Linked DNA regions of Homo sapiens: all the other regions are linked to region 1. Evidence: chromatin loops called from intact Hi-C (ENCODE). Cell type or tissue: PC-9. All regions are shown on one strand. Links, peaks and the distances in the headings refer to the core of each region. The heading gives the core; the rest is flanking DNA.

Region 1 (5,822 bases), core at 265-5,264:
CTTGTGAACATATGTAAAAGCTGTTTTAATGTCTTTCTCTGCTAATTATAACATCTTCGTCAGTCCTGAGTTGATTTCTATTCATTGATTAGTCTTCTCTTTATGTGTTGTGTTTTCCTTCTCCTTTCCATGGCTGGTGATCTTTGGTGAGATGTCAGACATTGTTAACTTTAACTTGTTGAGTGCTGGATATTTTTGTATTCCTATAAATTTTCTTGAGCATTGTTCTCAGATACAATCAAGTTACTTGGAAACAATTTGATTTTTTTAGGTCTTGCTCTTATGATTTTTCAGGTGGGTCCAGAGCAGCACTCAGTCTAGAGCTAAATATTTCCCAGTGCTGAGATAATGCCTTCCTGAGTACTCTACTCAATGCCCCTGATTTATGAGATTCTTACAGCTGGCTGGTGGGAACAGTCACTGTTCCCAGGCCTGTGTGAGTTCTACACATTATGTCCTTTATTCTTTCAGATGGTTCTTTCCCTGGCTTTAGGTAGTTTTCTTAAACACATTTACGTAATTTTTTTTTAAATTTTTACTTTAAGTTCCAGGATACAGATGCAGAATATGCAGGTATGTTACATAGGTAGACATGTGGCCATGGTGATTTGCTGTACACCCTCAATTCCCTTTGGATACTTGGAAAGCTTTCTCAAGGACAGGTGTAAACAGGCCCAGAATGCAAAGATTGGAATAAATACCTAACTCTTCAATACCCAGACACCAGCAAACATCCACAAGCATCAGAAACATCCAGGAAGCATGACCACACCAAATGGACTAAATAAGAGACTAAGGGCAAATCCCAGAGAGACAGAGACATGTAATCTCTCAGAGATTTCAAAATAGGTGTTTTAAAAGACAATGAAATTCAAGATAACACAGAGAAGAAATTTAGAATCCCGTCAGATAAATGTAACAAAAAGATTGAAATAATTGTTAAAAATCATGTAAAAATCCCAAAGCTAAAAAATACAATTGATAAATGGAAGAAAGCTTCAGATTCTCTCAACAGCAAAGTGGATTAAGTGGAAGAAATAATTAGTGACCATGAAGACAGGCTGCTTAAAAATATACAGGCAGAGGAGACAAAAAAGAATAAAATGGAATGAAACATGCCTGCTTGGCCGGGCGCGGTGGCTCATTCCTGTAATCCCAGGACTTTGGGAGGCTGAGGTGGGTGGATCACGAGGTCAGGAGTTCAAGACCAGCCTGGCCAAGATGGTGAAACCCCGTCCCTACTAAAAATACAAAAATTAGCCAGGTGCAGTGGCAGGCACCTATAATCCCAGCTACTTTGGAGGCTGAGGCAGGAGAATTGCTTGAAACCGGGGGGGTGGAGGTTGTAGTAGGCCGAAATCGCCGCATTGCACTCCAGCCTAGGCGACAGAGTAAGATGCCATCTCAAAAAAAAAAAAAAGGAAAAATGCCCACAAGATCTAGAAAATAGCCCCTAAAGGGCAGATCTAAGAGTAATTGGCCTTAAAAAAGAATTAGAGTGAGAGTCCAGGATACAAAGTTTATTTGAAGAGATAATAACAGAACTTTCCAGACCTAGAGAAAGATATCAATATTCAAGTACAAGAAGGTTATAGAATAACAAGCAGATTTAACCCAAATAATATTACCTCAAGACATTTAATAATCAAACTCCCAGAGGTCAATGCTTTCCTTCAACAGATAGTATTTATTGAGCACTTTTTGTATACCAGGCACTGTTCTGGATACTGAGGATGGAGCAGTGGGCAGTGAACAAAACAAACAAAATCCTTCTTCTCATGGAGCTGATACTTCAGTGGGAAGAGACAGGCAAGAAAAAAAAAAAAGGAAGAGGGAAAGCCGCTAAATGCTAAGTGTCAATAAATGTTAAGTAAAATGGGGGCAGAAAAGCAAAGACAGAAAAGCACCCTACCCCAATGGGGGTAGGGTGGATCTTGGATAAGATAGTCAGCAAAGGCCTCCATGGAAGGCCAAAATAAAAAGTGAGAATTGCTCTAGATTAAAAGAGACCCCTGAAACATGTCAACCAAATGCAAAGCGTAAGTCTTGATTACATTCTGGCCTTAAAAATGCAAACTTAAAAACATTTTTTTTGATGAAAACTTGGAAGATTTGAATATAGATTGCATATTAGATGATGGTGTAAAATTATTAATTTTTCAGGTAAGGAGATGGTATTGTCATTATGCAGAGGGTATCCTTTCAGGAAGTTTATGCTGACAGTTTTTGAATTGTTTTAGTGTCTGTAGTTTACTTTCAGATGGTTCAACACATAGAGGAAGAACTAAAGCAAATGTGGCAAAACATAACAATTGGTAAATATGATGAAGGTGTAAGGGTGTTATTACAGTATTCTTTAAAATTTTATGTATGTTTGAAATGTTTTCAAAATAAAAACTTGGCAGAAAAAAAGATGGAATTTAGGGTTGTTGGAGTCGATCTGAGTTTTCATCACCAGGTGGTGCTAAAGCTTTTCAAATGTAGTTAAATTAACAGCAAACAATCTGTGCTGACAGTTGCATATTAATTTAGGAAAAATTTGGGTGGGAGGAACATAGACTATAAATCAAGCTTTTTAAATTTGCCAATTTTACTCTTGCTTGCATTATTATATTTTACACAATTTGAAGAGGTTCAGCTATACGTTTTCTGGCTGTCAGTTTCCTTCTCTTCGACCTTTCTCATTTCCAGGCCCTTATTTTCTTCTCACAAAAGAGCTACTGTGATAATTCCCAACACCAGATGCCACTGTGATCCACACTGCTCACAGAGTAACCTTCGTGCAGCATTTCTGTCCCCTTCATCAGCTCCCTATTCCCCTCCAAATAGTTTCCACTCCTCAGCAAAGAATTTACAGTTTGATACCAATCTTCTTTTCCCAGTGTATCTATTATTGTTGCCTTGCATTAACCCTACTCAGGAGAAACATTGACTGCTGTCCTTTTTTTTTCAAATAAATGTCATACACTTTCTTGCCACTGACTATTCTGCTTTGTGTGTCTCCATACTCCCAATGCCCTTCTGCCTATTGCCAGTTCAAAATCTGACCTTGCCCATCATTGAAGCCTGAATTAAATATCATTTCCCTCATGACAATTTCCCCAAACACCTTACTCAGAAATATTCCTCTTTCTACAGCACTTTTAAATTTTCTTACCAAACTGATAACATTTTGTATTACATAATAATGTGTGTACACTAAATTATAAACACCTCCAAGGTAGGCAGTTTATGTTTATAGTCTTTGGATTGTGTTTAATATGATGTGGAATTTACTAAAGGTCAGTGGAATTGAATTTCAAGATTATTCAGAAGTAGTTTATAGTAGTGGTAAAAGTACTGACTAATTACCACCAACTGCCAGCCTTACTCTGGTTGTTCATTTCACAGATAAGCAATGAGAGGCCACCATAGTGAGAAACCAACCTGGATAAAGGATGTTCATGGCTTAGCAGCCCCACCTACCAAAAAAAAAAGTTATCAATTTGAAGTAAAATTTCCTTTCAATTTGAGTCTGTCAAAACCCTTAAATTCTTGAATGTCATTTGATCTATATATTCTTCTAGGTAAAAACATGAAAAGAATGATCAAAGATTTGCTTTAAGAATATTTCGTATATGTTACAAAATATGTTTGTAAAAGCTAAAAATTAGAAGCAGCCTAACCAACAATACAAAGTTGGTTAAAGACATTCTAATATATCCATACAATGAATTACTATGGAGCTATTAAAAATGGTGCTCGAGAACAATATTTAGTGGCATAGAAAGAGGCCCCCAGTGTTATTATAGGAAAAAAAATACACCATATTGTTGACATAATGCTTTTTAATAGAAGAAAAGATTTGCATAGAGAAAATACTAAAATTGATGGCAGAGATATATTTCTAGATTTGGAGATTGACCGATTTAAATTTTCTCTCTTGCTATCTTTTTTCCCCCTAAGTTTTAACTCTGAGCACCTATATTAAGCAAACAATAAAAATATTTAGGAGAGAAATTATATTCCTAATGTTATTCCATTGTGTACATTCATTAATGAAGGAAGGAATTTCAGGCTCTAACATTGTTACTTGGGCCTAACATAGAACCAGAGGATAAGAAGGCCAAATGATAACCCAAGAGAAGACAGTATCGGAGGTCAGAAAAGGTAAGAAAGCCAGGTAGAAAAAAATGAGGGTTGAAGAGTGGGGTTACCATGCTCAGGAAAGGAGGGAGGCGGGAATACAAGTAGGAGAGCTGTAAGAATCTAGTAGATACCAAGATTGTAATGAAATAGAAAGGTAACTGCATTTAGAAATCTGGGTCCAATATTTAGTATTATTGTTTATTAGATAGGTACTCTTGAGTAAATCATTTATGTTTTCAAGGGTCAGAAAATACCTTGAAGGTATTTTTATTCCCATGTTACAAGTGAGCAAAGTAGCCCTCAGAAAATATAAATGAGGTCATATATATACATAAGCTAGGGTTTCTCAGCTTTAGCTCTATTGGCATTTTGGGCCAGACATTTTATTGTGGGAGCTGAACAAGCACATTTGTATGGGATAATAAGTGATGATGTCAATTTTAATAAAGAGGAAGTTGCCCAGTGAGAAGGAAAGCAGGTGAGAGACATTTTGTAGTTAAAGAAACTAAAATTTTACCAATTTACATAAAATCTCCCTAAATACTCAGTGTACACATCTCACCAAGGAGTGTTTTCCCCTGGTAGGGGACTTTAGAGAACTCCAATACCTATAGTTGGCAGGCATATATGTCCCAGATCTATATAAGTCAAATCAAGCCACTAGCATATGCATCTTATGTAATAGATTTTAAGCTCAATCTTTTTCAGAATGGGGTCTTTTATATCTTTCCTGTCTATGCTGAGATGAATCCCAAGGGGGCCCAGATATGTATATGAGGATGAGTCATTGTCCCTGATATGGATAAGTGAAAAGGGTAGGGAAAAGGGTTTCTGACCCTGATAGAGCTATTTATGGGTAGGGAGGACTCTAATTCTTGAAATCATGATAGAATGTTAAAGTCTCCCGCATTTGGAGTATATGTTGTTTGCATTAATCCCATTTATTTTTAAAAGAAATATTATTACTTACATAGTTCACCCCAACTTTATTTCAAATTGGGACTATTAATTAAAATAGAAATTTAATTTTATGTTAATTTGAGGGTTACTTTTTTGGAAAAAAAAAGCCTTTCTCATACACAACTTAAACACTTGCATGCTTTTAAAGATAAAACAAGAACAACAAAAAAGTAGAATTTATTATGTAATTCTACCACCCAGATAGACCCAGTATGAATATTTTGGTGTATACCCTTTCAGAGTTCTTAAATTGGGGGTTCTGGATCCAGCCTGTACATTAGGTTCACCTGAAGAGCTTTGAAAATAAGACTATGTCTAGTCTCATCCCAGAACAAATAAACCAGAATACCTGGGGGATGGAGCAGTCCTGGGTAATTTTTTTTTTAACTTCACAGGTGATTTTAATGTACAGACAGGGTTGTGAACCACTCTTAAATGAATGACAGATTAGTGCTGAAGCACTAGGCCAAGCACTGGCTGAAGCAGCTAGGCCAAAATAAAAGATGCTGGTGCCTTCAGCTAAGTGGTACTTTGGCTGTAGTTGGCATTGACAATTAGGAAATGAGAGTGGTAGAGAGGCCACTTGGTATGCAGCAACCCTCAGTGGCCTGGCACTGTCCAAGCCATGCCACTGCTGTCTGCGGTAAGCAGTAATCAATAATTTGGGCAGTAGGAGCTATAGATATTTTGCAAACAGCAGACAGTCAACCACACAAGCAGGAACTGCCAGTTAC
Region 2 (5,822 bases), core at 336-5,335, 1.7 Mb after region 1:
TGTGTGAATTTGATCCTGTCATTATGATATTAGCTGGTTATTTTGCTCGTTAGTTGATGCAGTTTCTTCCTAGCCTCGATGGTCTTTACAATTTGGCATGTTTTTGCAGTGGCTGGTACCAGTTGTTCCTTTCCATGTTTAGTGCTTCCTTCAGGAGCTCTTGTAAGGCAGGCCTACTGGTGACAAAAATCTCTCAGCATTTGCTTGTCTGTAAAGGATTTTATTTCTCCTTCACTTATGAAGCTTAGTTTGGCTGGATATGAAATTCTGGGTTGAAAATTCTTTTCTTTAAGAATGTTGAATATTGGCCCCCACTCTCGTCTGGCTTGTAGAGTTTCTGCAGAGAGATCCACTATTGGTCGGATGGGCTTCCCTTTGTACGTAACCTGACCTTTCTCTCTGGCTGCGCTTGACATTTTTTTCTTCATTTCAACCTTGGTGAATCTGACAATTATGTGTCTTGGGGTTGCTCTTCACGAGGAGTATCTTTGTGGCATTCTCTGTGTTTCCTGAATTTGAATGTTGGCCTGCCCTGCTAGGTTGGGGAAGTTCTCCTGGATAATATCCTGCAGAGTGTTTTCCAACTTGGTTCCATTCTCCCCGTCACTTTCAGGTACACCAATCAAAAGTAGATTTGGTCTTTTCACATAGTCCCATATTTCTTGGAGGCTTTGTTTGTCTCTTTACTCTTTTTTCTCTAAACTTCTCTTCTTGCTTCATTTCATTCATTTGATCTTCAATCACTGACCCCCTTCTTCCACTTGATCGAATCGGCTACTGAAGCTTGTGCATGTGTCACGTAGTTCTCGTGCCATGGTTTTCAGCTCCATCAGGTCATTTAAGGTCTCCTCTATGCTGTTTATTCTAGTTAGCCATTTGTCTAATCTTTTTTCTAGGTTTTTAGCTTCTTTGTGATGGGTTCGAACATCCTCCTTTAGCTGGGAGAAGTTTGTCATTACCGATTTTCTGAAGCCTAATTCTGTCAACTCATCAAAGTCATTCCCCATCCAGCTTTGTTCCGTTGCTGGCGAGGCGCTGTGATCCTTTGGTGTAGATGAGGCACTCTGATTTTTAGAATTTTCAGCTTTTCTGCTCTGGTTTCTCCCCATCTTTGTGATTTTATCTACCTTTGGTCTTTGATGATGGTGACCTACAGATGGGGTTTTGGTGTGGATGTCTTTTTTGTTGATGTTGATGCTATTCCTTTCTGTTTGTTAGTTTTCCTCCTAACAGTCAGGACCCTCAGCTGCAGGTCTGTTGGAGTTCGCTGGAGGTCCACTCCAGACCTTGTTTGCCTGGGTATCACCAGCAGAGGCTGCAGAACAGCAAAGATTGCAGAACAGTAAATGTTGCTGCCTGATCCTTCCTCTGGAAGCTTTGTCTCAGAGGGGCACCTGGCTGTATGAGGTGTCAGTTGGCCCCCACTGGGAGGTGCCTCCCAGTTAGGCTACTGAGGGGTCAGGGACCCACTTGAGGAGGCAGTCTGTCCGTTCTCAGATCTCAAACTCCATGCTGGGACAACCACTACTCTCTTCAAAGCTGTCAGACAGGGATGTTTAAGTCTGCAGAAGTTTCTGCTGCCTTTTGTTCAGCTATGCCCTGCCCCCAGAGGTGGAGTCTACAGAGGCAGGCAGGCCTCGTTGAGCTGTGGTGGGCTCCACCCAGTTCGAGCTTCCTGGCCACTTTGTTTACCTCATCAAGCCTCAGCAATGGTGGACACCCCTCCCCCAGCCTTGCTGCTGCCTCGCAGTTTGATCTTGGACTGCTGTGCTAGCAGTGAGCAAGGCTCCATGGGTGTCGGACCCGCCGAGCCATGCGCGGGATATAATCTCCTGGTCTGCCATTTGCTAAGACCACTGGAAAAGCACAGTATTAGGGTGGGAATGTCCCGATTTTCCAGGTACCATCTGTCACAGCTTCCCTTGGCTAGGAAAGGGAATTCCCCGACCCCTTGTGCTTCCCGGGTGAGGCGATGCCCCACCCTGCTTTGGCTCACACTCCGTGGCTGCACCCACTGTCCAACAAGTCCCAGTGAGATGAACCCAGTGCCTCAGTTGGAAATGCAGAAATCACCCATCTTCTGTGTCACTCATGCTGGGAGCTGTAGACTGGAGCTGCTTCTATTCTTGGAACCCAAGCCATTTCTTTTCTAACAGAAAAACGACTTGAAGGGCCAGTCTGGCAAGCTTTGATATGCAAATGCTGGCTATTAGAAATTGTCCACCCAATATGGCAACTCCTGCCTTCTTCTTCCTGTCCCGGTGTGTGCCACGTGTCATGGCTGCCTCCGGATAACACCATGTGTTCAGAACATCATGGCAACCTGCATTTGCATATTAAAGGGCTAAGGTGGGTGGACCAGGTGTTTTGCAGGCTACATAAATGACACACCTGGTCAAACCAATCCCCTGGGCCCTATGCAAACCAGACACTGCCCCCTGCAGCATCCCAATATAAGCAACCACTTTTCTGCCACACACCAAGTTTCTGTTTGTTCTAATCCCCCCTCCCTCTGTCTCTGTATGGGGGAGCTGTTTTCTTCTTCCTTCCTTCTTGCCTAATAAACTCTCCACTCCTTAAAACCATTACATGTGTGTCTGTGTCATTTTATCTAAACTGGTGCGAGACCAAGGACCCTGGTGTTCCTCCAGTCATCGGAGCCGTATCATTTTGGTGCATTGGCCAGGAATTCATTCATCGGAGCGGTGAGTATGGAGCAAATCTCAATCTCAGATCTGTCCTTTAATCTCAAGGCTGTCTGCCGGCTATCCTGTTGCAAAACCTTCCTTCTTTCCTGGTTTCTCTGTCTGCGATCTCTTACTTTCTGTGTGTTGAATGTGTGGGAATTTTTACAGCCTAGAGAAGTAATCCTGTTAGGCAAGATCAGGAAATGCTGTAGACCTGGGATATAGCTCAGGAAAATGCCATTGCAACCTTCTAGGAACAGAGTTCTCCCCTTTTCCACCTCCAACAGTGAGATTACCGGCTAGTAATCCTCTGGCGAGCCCAAGGTATTTCTAAGCCAACAGCGCCGCCTAGTGGAAATAGAAATCCTCTTCATAGGACATATTGCTGGTCCTTTGCTGTACACTGCAATCTCCTTTCACACCACTAAAAATCAGGCTCTAGGCTACTTGTGTAAACAGGAGAGCTCTGTTTTCAACAGTTAGGAGTAAGATGTCTTCTGTGGCCAAATTTTAGTCTCAATGCGTCCCATCAGCAGGGAAAACGGCCATTCGGTTCCTATGTATTTTTAAGGCACCTACTCTGTCTCCAAGACAGTACTTAATTAGTAAGGGGATTTTAAGTACGGAAGTTAACCAGAACCATTTTTCTAGGAGTAAATGCTTTAGCACGGGGCATAATAGCAGGCAATCTAGCACACTACCTCCATTAAAGGAGCCTTGCTCAAAGACGACACAGTCTCTCTGGAGATACGTTTTTTGGGGAGCCAGGCAGATCACACAGGTTTAGGAAGTCAAAGGGAAATCACAGAAGGTGGATGACCTAAGGTTGCGCAGTAAAGCACGGTTAGTCCCATCACTTAGTTTATCCAGTTCCATGGCTTGGAGGACCATGTCTTCAACCATGGGCGGCATATTTAACTTGGTGGCAGAACCCAGGAACCAGGGAGGGAAAACAGTCGAACACTCCCTGTCTTTTCCTCCACCCTAGGTCATACGGAAAGGAAGGAGACTAAGAGGATGCTTTTATTCTCACTTCTTTTTCTAGATGGGTAACAGATTTTCTTCAGCTTGCACCCCTCTGGAGTGCACTCTACAGCACTGGAACACTTCCTTAACCTAAGGACTTTAAAGAGAAAAGCAACTCATTTTCTTTTATACAAGGGCATGGCATTTTTACTAAACCTTTGCCAAGCACTGTAAGATCAACCCAGCTCTTTTAGCAATCATATTGGGCAGTCCCAGGGAAAACAGTTCCCCAAAAGTTAAAGAAGCAACTTCCAGGGAACCATTTGAGGATCCCCCTTATTTGGGCCCCCTTCAAGTTCCCGTCTCATAACAAAACCTTAGGCAAATAAAAGATGACTTAGGCCAATTTTCTAACAACCATGATTGGTACATAAAAGCTTTCCAAAATTTAACTCAGGTATTTCACCTCACATGCAGGGATGTTACTCTCCTCCTAAACCAGACCCTCACTGCAGTTGAAGAGCAGGTAGCTCTGTAAGCAGCAGATAATTTCAGAGATGAGCAATATATCTCCTATAATACACCAAAAGGGAAGAAAGCAGGTAGGGAAAGTGAAAAAATATCAGAAACACCATTCCCAATAGGGAGGGAAGCAGTTTCAGTAAATAACCCTAACTGGAACACCAATAAGCTCAGGAAACAAATGGAAAAGGAAGCATTTTTTTTTTTTTTTTTTTTTTTTTTGAGAGAGTCTCGCTCTGTTGCCCAGGCTGGAGTGCAATGGCACAATCTCGGCTCACTACAAGCTCCGCCTCCCAGGTTCAAGCGATTCTCCTGCCTCAGCCTCCTGAGTAGCTGGGACTACAGGCACCTGCCACCACACCTGGCTAATTTTTGTATTTTTAGTTTACAAAAGAGTAGTTTCTTCTCTCTCCGACTGGAATATTACCGTGATGACTATAGCTTCAGCCTTCATCAGCAACCGTGAGGAAAAGACAGAGGCCTTGGGTCTAATATCTTTGAGACACTGAATTGACACCAATGCTTTCATTCGACTTCTCATTTTGTGAGAAAAATATTTAAAGAAGTATCTGGAGAAGTCCACTGTTAACGTGTTTTCTGTTACATGCAGGAAAACATAAAACTCTAATTGATACTAGGTAGATATAGAGAATGCACAGACATATATATTTTCCCCCCAGAAGGCAGAGCGTGAGCAAGCTAAATATAGCTAGGTATTAGGTCAGTATGATGAAAAATGTAATGATGGAGCTTTACAAAAACTGAATGGGCTGGCTAAAAACATAGCGACTCCTGTACTAGCCTCTCAAGTAGCTGGGACTACAGGCGCATGCCACCACACCCAGCTAATTTTTGTATTTTTAGTATACAAAAGAGTAGTTTCTTCTCTCTCCAACTGGAATATTACCATTATGGCTATAGCTTCGGCCTTCATCAGCAACCATGAGGAAAAGACAGAGGCCTTGGGTCTAATGTCTTTGAGACACTGAATTAACACCAACGTTTTGATTCAACTTCTCATTTTGTGAGAAAAATATTTAAAGAAATGTTTGGAGAAGTCCACTGTTCGTGTGGGCAGGGCAACACGCCAGCTACACTAAATGAGATCTGCCTAGGAAGCAGTGGAAAAAAATTATGTGAACTCCTAAGGGTTATTCCTTTAAACTCTAAGATGCTATGGCTGAACTTTTTTTAGAGTAATTGTATTTGCCTATTTCATGTTATGAGAGGAATTTGCCCTAAGGAAGTAGAACTATTTTAGCTCAGAATGGTAATATTTCTTCTAAAACTTATTAGGAAACTAGAAGGAATGTTTTGTGGATGTAGTTTTCCTAAAGGTCATGCAGAACTTCCAGGTATTAACAGATTTTGAAAGATGAATAATAGCCATTTTAGTGGTTATTTATTTTTTTGACATGGAGTCACCCAGGCTGGAGGGCAGTGGCACAATCTCGGCTCACTGCAACCTCCGCCTCCTGGGTTCAAGTGATTCTCCTGCTTCAGCCTCCTGAGTAGCTGGGATTACAGGCACCTGCCACCACACCCAACTAATTTTTGTATTTTTAGTAGAGATGGGGTTTCGCCATCTTGGCCAGGCTAGTCTTGATCTCCTGACCTCACGTGATCCACCTGCCTTGGCCTCCCAAA
Region 3 (5,822 bases), core at 422-5,421, 200 kb after region 1:
CAAAGGCCAGGGAAGCAGACATAGAAGGGGACCTGGCAGGAGCAGGACACAGCAGAAGAGTTCCTGGTGGGAGAGAATGTCATGACTAAGGGGTTCAGAATTTACAGCTCTCTGAGTACTTAGTATTCCTTGTTCTTCTCCACTGCGCTATAGAATAAGATGAAGGATCAAAAGAGAAAGCTGGAATAATCTATCAATGCTCTGTGGCCAGAAGCATTCCTGCTTCTGGTATGGAGCCAAGGCTCATGCCCATTGGTACATACAGCAAAAGGCTTGTGCCCTCATGCATGCTGGCTGACGTCTTCTGTGCAAGCCAGGATTGACAGGGTGTGTCTCTGGCTGCACATGCCTCAGTGAGCTGAACTCTGACTTGCTCCATGGTAGAGGTTCAAGCAAATGCCACAAGAGAAGAGACACAAAGGAGGCCTTGGCAATAGCTCTGACTGGGAGCGTGAGACAGAACCCAGGTCAAAGGCGAGCATCTGTTGGCCACAGATTCTGTGCCCTTGCGCAGAACTCCTTAAATGTTCAGGATAAAAGACTATAGACATAGAGGCCAGATGAGGGATGTGGAAAAGCATACCAACTTTGACTTATCAGTGGAGACACAGAACACATGCAGTGACTTGGTGCTTAGGCTCTGCAGGCCAATCCCCTGGATCTGAAACCCGGTTTTCTTCTCAACCTTTAACAAGTTATTAACCTCTCTAAGACTCAGCTGCATTATCTTTAGACTGGAGATTATTGTGAGGATTAAATGAGACAATTCGTGTAAAGTACTAAACACAGTACCCTGCAACATGGGACCAATTACTTCCCTCCCTGAACCTCAGTTTCTTCTTTGTTAAATGGGGATTATGAGTTTTGCATGAGAGATAATCAATACAGGAAAAGAGATAATGATAGTAGATGAGATAGTGGCTATAAGCAAAGCATCCTGCCTGGTACTTGACATTACTAAAATCACTCAATAATTGTAACCATTGGGTATTATTGTTGCTGGTCTGATACTGATATTTGAAGGACATAATGAGGTTGATGGGATTTGCTGCAAACTGGAACTGAGGCCCTTACTGATTTAAACCAGGGAGGCTGGACCTTGATGTACCATTTAAAAAGCAATCTGCTGCTGGTGACTGCAATTCACCACCCTCTAAATCTTCAGTGGCCACCTGGCAAAGCAAGTGAATTGCTGCAAGCCCGTTAATGAGAAGCAAGCTGGTGTTCGGGAAACCTGTAAAATTACTATCCCATTACCGTGCAGTTAGTGCGCCTTTCATCTGCTGCCCAACTTCCCCAATAGATATGCTCTCTCGGTTTCCTAATTGTCTAGAGGCTTTGATTTATCTGGCAGAGGAAGGAGGCCTGAGATATCTGGGCAAAGTTCTGGGAAGGAGGCTTTAACAAATGTCTGTAAGACCACAAGGTGAGAGTCTGGCCCAGGACAAGGCATGCAGCCAACTGTGGCTAGCAGTATGGCTTCCCACACAGATAAGCAGTATCTGCTGCTAAAGGCAGGTCTTGCCCACAGGCTGGAGGACAGGCCCTGGGTACTAAGGGATGTCTGGGAAAGGATCTGTGAAACATTCTTCCTAGCATTCAGAGCATCAATAGGCAGGTCCTACTCTTCCATACTTGAAATTCCACTTATCTGCTTATTCACTGTGATCTAGTTAATACCTATATTTCACCTCTCAACTACTGACCCATTCATTCATATATTACTCATTCCACAGATATTTATGAGGCACCTACGACATGCTAGAGATACATCAGGGAATAAAAGAGATAAAATCTCCTTGTCCTGATGGAGCTTAAATTCCAGTAGGGACATTCAGGCATGTAAAAGTATATGTAGACTATATTTGAAGGTGCTAAGGGCTGTGTAAAAGTAATAAGGCAGGGCAGGGAAATAGGACATGCTGGAGGGAGGGACTGTGACTTTAAGTAAAGCTGAGAAGGTGCTGAGAAGGTGATATATGGGCAAGACAGGAAGGGGTGACGGCCTTCACCTGCTTTTCTGAAATGACCACACCACCACAAAAAGCAAGGGAAGCCTTTTGTTTGTAAGAGCATTCAGGACTTATCTGCCCTTGCAGTCAACCCCTTTGTGCCTCTAAGCTCTGTGTGCTCACAGGTGGGATGTGGGCCCCCAGGGAATGCTTGGAGAGTGACCACAACTGAGAGGCTTGGGGTCAGAGGTGGCCCGAGCAGGTCCTCACCTCCTCCAGCCGCCGCCTCTGCTCTTTCTGCTCCTCGATGCGCTTCTGACGCTCGGCCAGCAGCTGCCGCTTGTGCTCCTCATTCTCCCGCTGCTGCTGCTCCAGCTGCTGCCTCCGTAGGGCCTCAGAACGCTCCTTGTTGGCCAGCTGCAGCCTCAGAAAGTCCCTCCGCAGCGTCGACTCCCCTGGCAGATTCAGGATGGAGCTGTGGGTAGGAGAGAGTGATCAGGATCCCACGTGGGGCAGGGGCCATGGCTACCAAGAGGCCTTGGAGGAGGAAAGCGGGACAAATGATTCACCCACACACAGGGAAAGAAGAGCACAGGCTCCTAGATCCTCCGCTAATTCAATCATTCACCCCAAAGAAACAGCATCAGGATAAGAGACCTGCCTCCCTTTCAGTACGACTGTGGCCAACAAATGCTGCCTCCATCCATAGAGGGATGTCACATTCTCAGAGTTGTCACCTTCTCCAGGACTGTCCACACCACTCCCTCATCCTTGGGACGTGGCAAAGATTTGTTTTTAAAGACTTTAGCCAGTGTGCAAGCCATGAGCCCCAGACTGGATTATTTTCAATAAAAATGGACAATGGTGGGCAACAAGGGTACTCAGACAAGCACAGATCGGCCTCACCCACACCACCCCCTCACACCAAACCCCATGAGGCAGAGGCCAGGCTGCTCCTGTGAAGCCACGATGAACTAGCGATGGAAAACCCTTGAGTCAAGGTCAACACAGAGCCAGGATCTGAGCCCAAGCCTGCTGAGTCCAAGTCAGGGTTTGCCTGACTGTACCACACTTAAAGGGCTTGGTTTGGCTCTGGCCACAGCAGGTGCAGCTAGGACTTCAACCCAGCTCATTGGTTCCTAGATTCTGTTTAGGTAACAGTTTTGTCTTCTGTAAAATGGTGGTTGTACATGAATGTGTGTGCATACGACAGAGATCGAGAGGACATAAATAAGTTCTACCTACTTCGCTGGTGGTCCTGGGCTGCCCTGCTCGCAGGTGAACAACTAAATGTTACAGACTCCTTGATTCTGCACAGCAGCCTAAGAGGGAGCTAAGAAATGACTTCTGTTTATTCAAACGTAGCCCTTTTAATCTTTCTGGAAGCTTCCATTTGAAATAAATCTATTAAACACATATTTACGGAGCACCTGCTATGTGGCAGTCACTGTAGTAAGCTCTAAGGATACGGCAGTTGCTAGATAAATTCTCCCTTTAAAGTTATCTTCTTATGGGACACACATACAGACAAATAATTTCAGGTATTAATAGGCTCTATAGAAGACTAAAATTGTAATTGTTTCAGTGACAGTGGCTGGGAGCTGAGGTAAGCTTTGAGGCCTTACTTTAGATGGGTGGTCAGAAAGACCTCTCTGGGAAGGAAGCAGTTGATGAAGAAGGAAGAACGTTCCAGGCAGAGGGAAAAGCAGGTTTAGAGGCCTGAGAGGAAAACAGGGGTGCACCCTATTTTTGAGCAACTGAACACCAGCCCGGCTTCCCAGAGCAGAGTGAATGAGAGGGAGAAGGGTATGAGAGGAGGTCAGAGAGATAGGTGCGGGGCCGCGACAGCCATGCAGGCACGGGAAGGTTTTATGCAGAAGAGCAACATGAGCAGATGGGTTTGGCTGCTAAATGGATGACCTAGCGAGGGGTACAGGGGCAAGCACAGCAAGCCGGACTGCTGCTGCAGAGTGGTTCTGGGGTGGGGACACCACCCAGGGCGAGAGCAGAGCGGGTGGAGGAGGGAAGGAGCGTTTGGGGATAGAGGTCACGAAGCCTGTGGACAGATCTGACATGTGGAGTGAGGGATGACTTGCAGGTTCTGTCTTGGTGGCTGGGTGACGGTGGTAACGAGAACAGGAATGAGGAATGCTGAGGGAGGAGCAAGTTTCGTGGCAGTTAACAAGAGGACCAAGGATCGGTTTTGGAGAGTAGTTAGTGTGCTGTGTGAGATACTGCCATGAAAAGACATAAAAAGGCTTTGTTCGTGATGTTCCATAGACAATGCTTGGCGTCTACTCACAAGCCTTCTCTAAAACTTAGAGCCTTTGTGTCAAACTCTAAAACCCCAAACGATGGTGCTTATCTACACAGGCCACTTGCCCTGTGCAGAGGGGAGGGACTTGGGAACCCAGCCTCCCATGCACACGAGGATGCTCCATTAATATTAATTGATATTGAATCAATGTCAGAAGATCTGAGCTGTGTTAGTGACTCAACCATTAACTCTGTGTGTGACCTGGGTGCAACCCTTAGGCTGTCGCCTCATTTCTAAAATGAGATAACCATTGTCCTTTTCTATTTTTCAGGATTTCATGAAGATTAATTAGATACGTCCATAAAAACAGGACTTGGACTTAAAGTATAATAACAACAACAACAGGACTTGGAACATAATCTTCAGCATGATATAATGACATGTTATAATTACGGAAGTGTTAAGGTACGGCTGGGCTGGCTCGTTGAGTGACTCCTAATATGCAGTTTAGCAAGTGTTAGAAAGACAGGGTTTCTCAGTTCTACAGAAAGTGGTCAGAAGGCTGACACAGTAACCTTTTGGGTAAGCTTTTGAACACTGGTGTACAACTTCTCTGAAAGCAGGGCGTTTGGTCCTCTGCCTTTCAGGAATGTTCATTTTCTATGTCACTACTTGGCAGTCATCTTCTTTATGCAGCTAAACCGGGGACGGCCAACATGCTATGTATCAGATGGTAGGAAAGAAGTATTCGGTCTTTGACCTTGAGGAATCCTGTGGCAGGTGAAGAGAGAAAAACTGGATGGCTCTGAAAGCTCAGTTCCATCTTCTTATAGAAGCTTAGCAAGAATCCAGCTCAGTAGGTCTGAGTTAGCATAAAAAAAGAACACATGGTATCTGGCTCATTCTAGCAGTGGTGGCTAAGCTGGCCCCTTTTCTGGTCAGAAAGCTCTCCCTCAGTGGTACAGGAACTGATCCTTCTGGAGCATTAGGGTCCACTCCTTGGATGGCTTGAGGAGGGAGGCCACACCTCAATGAGTCTTCTGCTTGTGCAATTCCCCCCAAGTCTTACTTCACATGTATACTGCATGGCACCATGGGATGTGGGCCTGCCCTCCTTGACTCAACAAGCTGAATTCGCTCACCAAAGAGATATCCTGGCAGTGCAAGCACACTAACCTTAATTACTTATAAACACAGACTAGAAGAAAGTCAGAATCAAAGTCAAGTGGAATTCAAAATGTAGGCATGACAATAAAACAGCCCTGGATTCTGAGGTCCAACAGGTGACAACAGGAATGGCCCAAAAGTATTTGTTTGGAGTTCATCTCTACATATAATTTGATTTTCTGAAAATCACTTTCTCCTGGATTAGGCTGCAATGAAAATACCAAGGCATGTGACAAGGACAGTGGCTACCCGAATGGGCTTCTCAAAGGTGTGAAGTAACGAACTGAATAACGCAAGTCCGAAAATACCACTTAGGTCTCTAGAAAGTTGCAGTTTTAAGTATTTTTAGTCCTGCATTGCCCAGATAATTAGCCTTCTACCCATTCTACGTGTTACATATGTAAGAAAACAAGCTCTTACGATAGAGACCATAAATCTTGGGGGAC
Region 4 (5,822 bases), core at 501-5,500, 680 kb after region 1:
AGTTACATGAATATCACTTTTGTAATGCTACTAATAGGGACATGATAGTTGTTTTGAGGTAGGTAAATGGAAAAGTTATAAAATTCGTGTTAGATTTCAGAAAGAGAGGCTATTAAAAAAAGAAGGGTCATGAATGAACTTTCCCTCTTACAAAACTGGGTAACAGCAAAGATAAATTTAGAATGCATCAGTAGATAAGAATACTTAGAGAATCACATTGCTCTCAGAGGTGAAAAGGGCAAGCACTTAGCAGAATAATTTACAAATTAAACTATTAGAATGGACTGTCTTTAAATTCAGCAAAACCACTAAAAACGAAAAATATAGTCTCAAATAAAGGACTCTGCTAATGATTTTGTTTCTTAAGACTCTGATAATCACTGATGAATTATAAAATCTGACAAAACCAAAAATTCTATGCTTCATCTGCTTGCTCTATGAGAGTAATAAAGAGTATACTTATGCCTGAGAAATGCTATTATTAAAGATGATGCCAGCAAATAGAGATGTTTTTGCATAATAAAAGGTTATAGTTTTTGTTTCTGAACAAAAGCCAAATGTGTTATTTCATTCAGCTGGTTCGAAGGCAAGAAAATAGTCATAGAAAACAATTACAATTAACAATATTACAAAAATAATATTAGAATGGCGAATGAAATTGATAAAATTCAATTAAACATTATGTCAGAGCCTTAAATACTTGAAAAGCTTTATCATTTTATAAATCAGATAATATTAGAAATGTGCAAATCTTCAGTCCAAGTATATAGGCCAAAGCACAGTTAAAGCTCTCTTGTACTGTAACTAGGCAGAAGCACCCTGGAGGAAACAAACAAACAAAAATCTTTCCTTGAAATCCTGGCAGATAAACAGATACAAGCTTGAAACATCAGTAAGAAAAAAGAGGATTAAAAAAAAATTTCCACTACAATGGTGCACTCGAACTGTGCACAGATCCTCCAGCAGGAGCATCTGGCGAGGGGGCCCAAGCAGGAGGGCATCTAAGTCTCCACCCCCGATTTGACCAAGGCCCTGACCCCTAATCTGCTTTACTTACCAAAGGTTCTATGTAAAGTATCATTCGTCCTCTCCCACCTTTCAGAAGGGTTTGATTAGAAAGGTGAGAAACTACAGGTGGTTCAGAAAAATAAGAGATTTTGGTTAAGTGACCCTGAGAGAAGGTCAGAGGTGCATTTCCATCCCCATCTATGCAGGCTTTCTAGCCTGTGCTCCCCCAACCCACCAGCTAGCACTTTCCAGCCCTTTTCACAATGCTCCACTGGCCAAATCTGAAGCCTCAAGAGGAACCCAAGTGTGCCCTTTTAAATAAATATAAAAACTCAGCTTTTAAAAATATCAAGCACAAAACTTTCCCTAAAATTTTAACAAAGATGTGGTAGAGAAAACAAAATTCCGGGAATTTATTTACTAACAGAGGCTATCATTATCAACCTTGTTGAAGGACTTGCTACCTAAAGAATCATAACCAAACACAAGCAAATCTTACCATTTCAGGCATTTAATTTTTTCTCTATTTACTGCAAAGTACATGTAAAGCTCAATAGCTATTTACCCACTTAAAGATAAGTTTTAATCAACATTATACATATATAGAAATAGACAGTAACTATACAAGAAGGACTAATATTTTAGTTCTTTTATGTTTGCCATGTGTCTTAGGCCAATCATTTATCATTGTAGGCTCCATTTGAATTTTATCAACTAGCAAACGGGCCAAGATTTGAAAGTAAAATAAAGTGTTCATTTGTTCCCCACTCCACCGAATGGATGTGGAGAAACACTGCCATTCCCTTCATCAGCTTACATGATGCATGACCGAAAGCTCAAAATAGACCATTTAGAGTTTTGGCACCTGTAGTTGAAGTGCATGATTGCCTGTAGAGCATTTCCTCCGCCGGTTGAAATGTCTCCTTCGAACCCTGGCAGAAGTGGTATCACGACATATACCCGGTATTTCTGGTTTTCCCTGCAAAGGTCAGATGCAGAGAAATTCACCCAAAAAATAAAAGGTAGTATCAATTTTAGATGACAGCCAAGCAGTTCACATGGTTTTTGAGATTGAGTGAATGGCTTCCTACAACACGTTCTGTCACATTTCAGGACTTGGGAGGGTGTGCTGTTGGACTGGAAGACAGAAGCTGTCATCCAGGCTATCGCTTCATAGCCTGAATAACAAGCTAAACTTGGCAGTAAAGTAGAAATTGTACCCATTGTCTCTCTACAGCATAATCGCTTGTAGGACAAAATGCAGTGTAAGAAATCCTTGCTTGGATCCCATGGAAAGAGGCGGGTAGGGGAGGCTATAACAAAGTTTTGGAAAAAGAACTTAATAGTTAACACAGTACCTAGCTAGAGCCGTGGAAATAGTAGACATTCAGTTAATAATTGTTGAGTAAATCAGTTCTCATAGCCTAGATCGCAGGGGCAAAAAGACACACTGGACCCATTACATTTTCCAAAACAGAAGTCATCATTATCTACTTAGAAACTCTGAGTTTTCAGCTGTAAAATGTTACCCTAGGCCCTTTAAGAATTCTGAGTGGCCGGCCGGGCGTGGTGGCTCATGTCTGTAATCCCAGCACTTTGGGAGTCCGTGGCAGGTGGACCACGAGGTCAAGAAATTGAGACCATCCTGGCTAACACGGTGAAACCCCGTCTCTACTAAATATACAAAAAATTAGCCGGGCGTGGTGGCGGGCGCCTGTAGTCCCAGCTACTCGGGAGGCTGAGGCAGGAGAATGGCGTGAACCCGGGTGGCGGAGCTTGCAGTCAGCAGAGATCGCGCTACTGCACTCCAGCCTGGGTGACAGAGCGAGACTCCATCTCAAAAAAAAAAAAAAAAAAAAAAAGAATTCTGAGTGGCCAGTATGTATATTTAAGTCCCCTGCACATACAACACAATATTTCATGTCCCATTCTCTCAAGTGATTAATGACAACCTTTGAAAGAAAATGAATTCTACTCAATGATATAACAATAGAAGAAGAAAGTGTAGCTTTCTCTCTTTGACGGGCATTCAGAAAATCAGAAATTTGAAGTATGCTCCAAATAGGTACCATTTATTCAGAATCAAAAGCTATTAACGTTCTTGTCTCTATTTATAGGATATACAGGGAGAAGAAAAAGCCTCGAAAGGAATGTGACATACACTGTGATCAATGAATCTCGCTGGGATATCCGGGAGGACTATATTCACACAAAGGTGTTGTCATTGGTTAATTTTCAAGTCCGATCCTACTTAAACTTCTCATTTCTAAAGTGCATTTTCTTCTAAACAACTAAATTTTTCTTTCATGTGAATATTATCAGTACTCTTTGGGGGATCAGATTTTATTACTGATGTCTCTAAAGTCGATGTCAGGGCAAGTGGAAAGAGAAGTTCAGGGCAGAAATGACTACCAACAATGAAATTTGGAGGCCTGTGAGTTTGGCTGCCATGCTAAGAAACAAGGATCTTGAGTAGGTTGTTGTAATGGCATGGATTATTCACTAGATGGCAAACATAGTTTGAGTTGGAAAGAAGACATTAAAAAATGTAAACTGTTCAAGTTTGCTGCTTGGTAAGAATAAAAGGCTCACATCCCTAAATGGTGAGCAGGATAGCGAAAAAGAACAGACAAAAAAAAAAAAAAAGAAAAGAAAACCTAAGCTATTAAGCTATTTCCCCACAGCCAACATTTAAAAGTCAAAAAATTAAACTGGACAGTTAAAAATGGATGTCATTTGGCCTCAACTGCCTTTTCAGAATTCAGGATTATACTGCCTTACAGTATAATCCTCCCATCACCACAGCCCAGTGACAGGAGACTACCACCCTTTGTTCAGAGGTACACCTTCCTACTAATAAAGCTTGGCTCATCAGCCTTCTGGGCCTCCAGTGAATCCCACTTCTTCTAGGTCACCTTATTGGCTATTTCCTCTGCCAAGCCACTTGGCTCTTCCAGTCAGAGTTGTTTTATTCTTGCCTCGGCACTCATAGCACATGGCCAGGATGTCTGTTCTGCACTCTTTCTGCTTTACACGATAGTGATACACACATCTGCTCTCTAGGCTATGTGATAAGCTCCTTTGAAACACAGGATGCCTGCCCACATATCTTTCTGGTTTTGGTAGTACCCAATCAAAGACCCTTGCACATGCTATGCACTCGGTATTATTTGCTTTAGGAGGATGGGATCAGGTTGGAAAAATGTTTCTGGGGAAGTTTCTGGTAGAGAAGAGGTTAAGCTGAACAGGAATTTTTTCCTTTAAATTAAATTACATTTTGTTTGTAAAGTGTATATAATATATTACATACATTTTTTTCTTTAAATAAAATTATATTTTATGTCTTTAAATTAAATTACATTTTATTGTGGTAAAATACATGTAATATAAAATTTGCCATTTTACCCTTTTTTTTTTATTTTGAGATAGAGTTTCGCTCTTGTTGCCCAGGCTGGAGTGCAATGGTGCGATCTCGGCTCACTGCAACCTCCGCCTCCCAGGTTCAAGCAATTCTCCTGCCTCAGCCTCTTGAGTAGCTGGGATTACAGGTGTGCACCACCACGCCCAGGTAATTTTGTACTTTTAGTAGAGACGGGGTTTCTCCATGTTGGTCAGGCTGGTCTCGAACTCCTGACCTCAGGTGATCCGCCTCGGCCTCCCAAAGTGCTGGGCTTACAGGAGTGAGCCACCGCGCCCAGCCCCCATTTTTAAGTGTACAGTTCAGTGGCATCAATTACATATACAATGTTGTACAACTATCATAATGATCTATTCCCAAACCTTTTCAACATCCCAGACAGAAACTCGGTGACTATCCAGTCATAACTACCCTGTTTTTCCCTGCCTGCACCCCTTGGAAACCTCTAATCTGCTTGTCTCTATGAATCTGCTGGTTCTGGATTTTGCATATAATTAGAATCATACAATACTTGTCCTTTATGTCTGACTTGTTTCGCTTAGCATAACATCTTCAAGGTTCACCCATGTTGTAGCATGCGTCAGAATTCCCTCCTTTTTAAGACTGAATAATATTCCATGGTATGTACATATCACATTCATCTGTTAATGGACACTTATGTTGTTTCCACCTTTTGGCTATTGTGAATAATACTGCTATAATACTAGCATACAGTATCTGTGAGTCCCTGTTTTCAGTTCTTTGGGGTTTATATTCAGGAATGGAACTGCTGGGTCATGTGGTCATTCTATGTTTAGCATTTTGAGGAACTACCAAACAGGTTACTTTCAAATGAGTAACATATGCTCATAGTACAAAATGTAAGAGGTAGATGATTATACAGTGAAAAAAAATCTCTCTCACTCCTTCATCCTGAGGGCAACTCCTGTTAACAGTTTCCTCCATGTTCTTTTAGAAATAGTGTAAGAATTTATAAGAATATATGTATTTTTTCCTTCTACACAAATATTAGAATACTATAAACACTTTTCTGAACATGATTTTTATCATTTAACAGGGTATCTTGGAAATCCTTCCACATAAGAACATAGTTACTTTTTTTTTTTTTTTGAGACCCAGTCTCGCTCTGTCGCCTAGGCTGGAGTGCCGTGGTGCGATCTCGGCTCACTGCAAGCTCCACCTCCCAGGTTCATGCCATTCTCCTGCCTCAGCTTCCCGAGTAGCTGGCGCTACAATCGTCTGCCACCACGCCCGGCTAATTTTTTGTATTTTTAGCAGAGACGGGGTTTCACCGTGTTAGCCAGGATGGTCTCGATATCCTGACCTCGTGATCCACCCGCCTCGGCCTCCCAAAGTGCTGGTATTACAGGCGTGAGCCACCGCACCTGGCCAGAAC

Evidence for each region. Hi-C counts contacts between places; a loop is a spot of excess contacts. Peaks named below come from ENCODE experiments on the same cell type or tissue, not always from the same donor. Only the 100,000 strongest peaks of a DNase experiment are listed, where the experiment ranks them.
Region 2: a loop joins it to region 1, with 20 times the contacts of the local background. A loop is called at or near these places in 4 of 110 quality-filtered maps.
Region 3: it touches region 1 in a loop (4-fold over the local background); 16 of 110 quality-filtered maps call a loop at or near these places.
Region 4: a loop joins it to region 1, with 4 times the contacts of the local background. A loop is called at or near these places in 4 of 110 quality-filtered maps.

Annotation. Positions count from the first base shown.
Region 1 is chr3:170,959,274-170,965,095 of GRCh38, forward strand. No RefSeq gene overlaps it. Among named protein-coding and RNA genes, the nearest start is that of EIF5A2, 54 kb to the left of the region's middle. In PC-9, for the core only: CTCF peaks have their summits at 2,478 (motif pointing right) and 2,693 (motif pointing right); DNase peaks (open chromatin) are centred at 2,558 and 2,898; H3K27ac peaks cover 761 bases.
Region 2 is chr3:172,663,978-172,669,799 of GRCh38, forward strand. All of the region lies in intron 1 of NCEH1 (neutral cholesterol ester hydrolase 1), which reads right to left. It overlaps LOC124909457 (a long non-coding RNA gene), which reads left to right and starts at 2,482. Exons shown (of 2, transcript XR_007096170.1): 1 at 2,482-2,705. In PC-9, for the core only: a CTCF peak has its summit at 3,018 (motif pointing left); a DNase peak (open chromatin) is centred at 3,034.
Region 3 is chr3:171,155,238-171,161,059 of GRCh38, forward strand. It overlaps TNIK (TRAF2 and NCK interacting kinase), which reads right to left. Exons shown (of 33, transcript NM_015028.4): 12 at 2,223-2,427. It overlaps LOC105374216 (a long non-coding RNA gene), which reads left to right. Exons shown (of 5, transcript XR_007096163.1): 5 at 4,541-5,822. Among named protein-coding and RNA genes, the nearest start is that of MIR569, 51 kb to the left of the region's middle. RefSeq lists a silencer at 2,183-2,477 and an enhancer at 3,903-4,197. In PC-9, for the core only: a CTCF peak has its summit at 2,305; a DNase peak (open chromatin) is centred at 1,664; H3K4me3 peaks cover 1,142 bases; H3K27ac peaks cover 3,682 bases.
Region 4 is chr3:171,643,037-171,648,858 of GRCh38, forward strand. It overlaps PLD1 (phospholipase D1), which reads right to left. Exons shown (of 27, transcript NM_002662.5): 22 at 1,874-1,987. Among named protein-coding and RNA genes, the nearest start is that of PLD1, 160 kb to the right of the region's middle. In PC-9, for the core only: CTCF peaks have their summits at 3,492 and 3,691; a DNase peak (open chromatin) is centred at 3,515.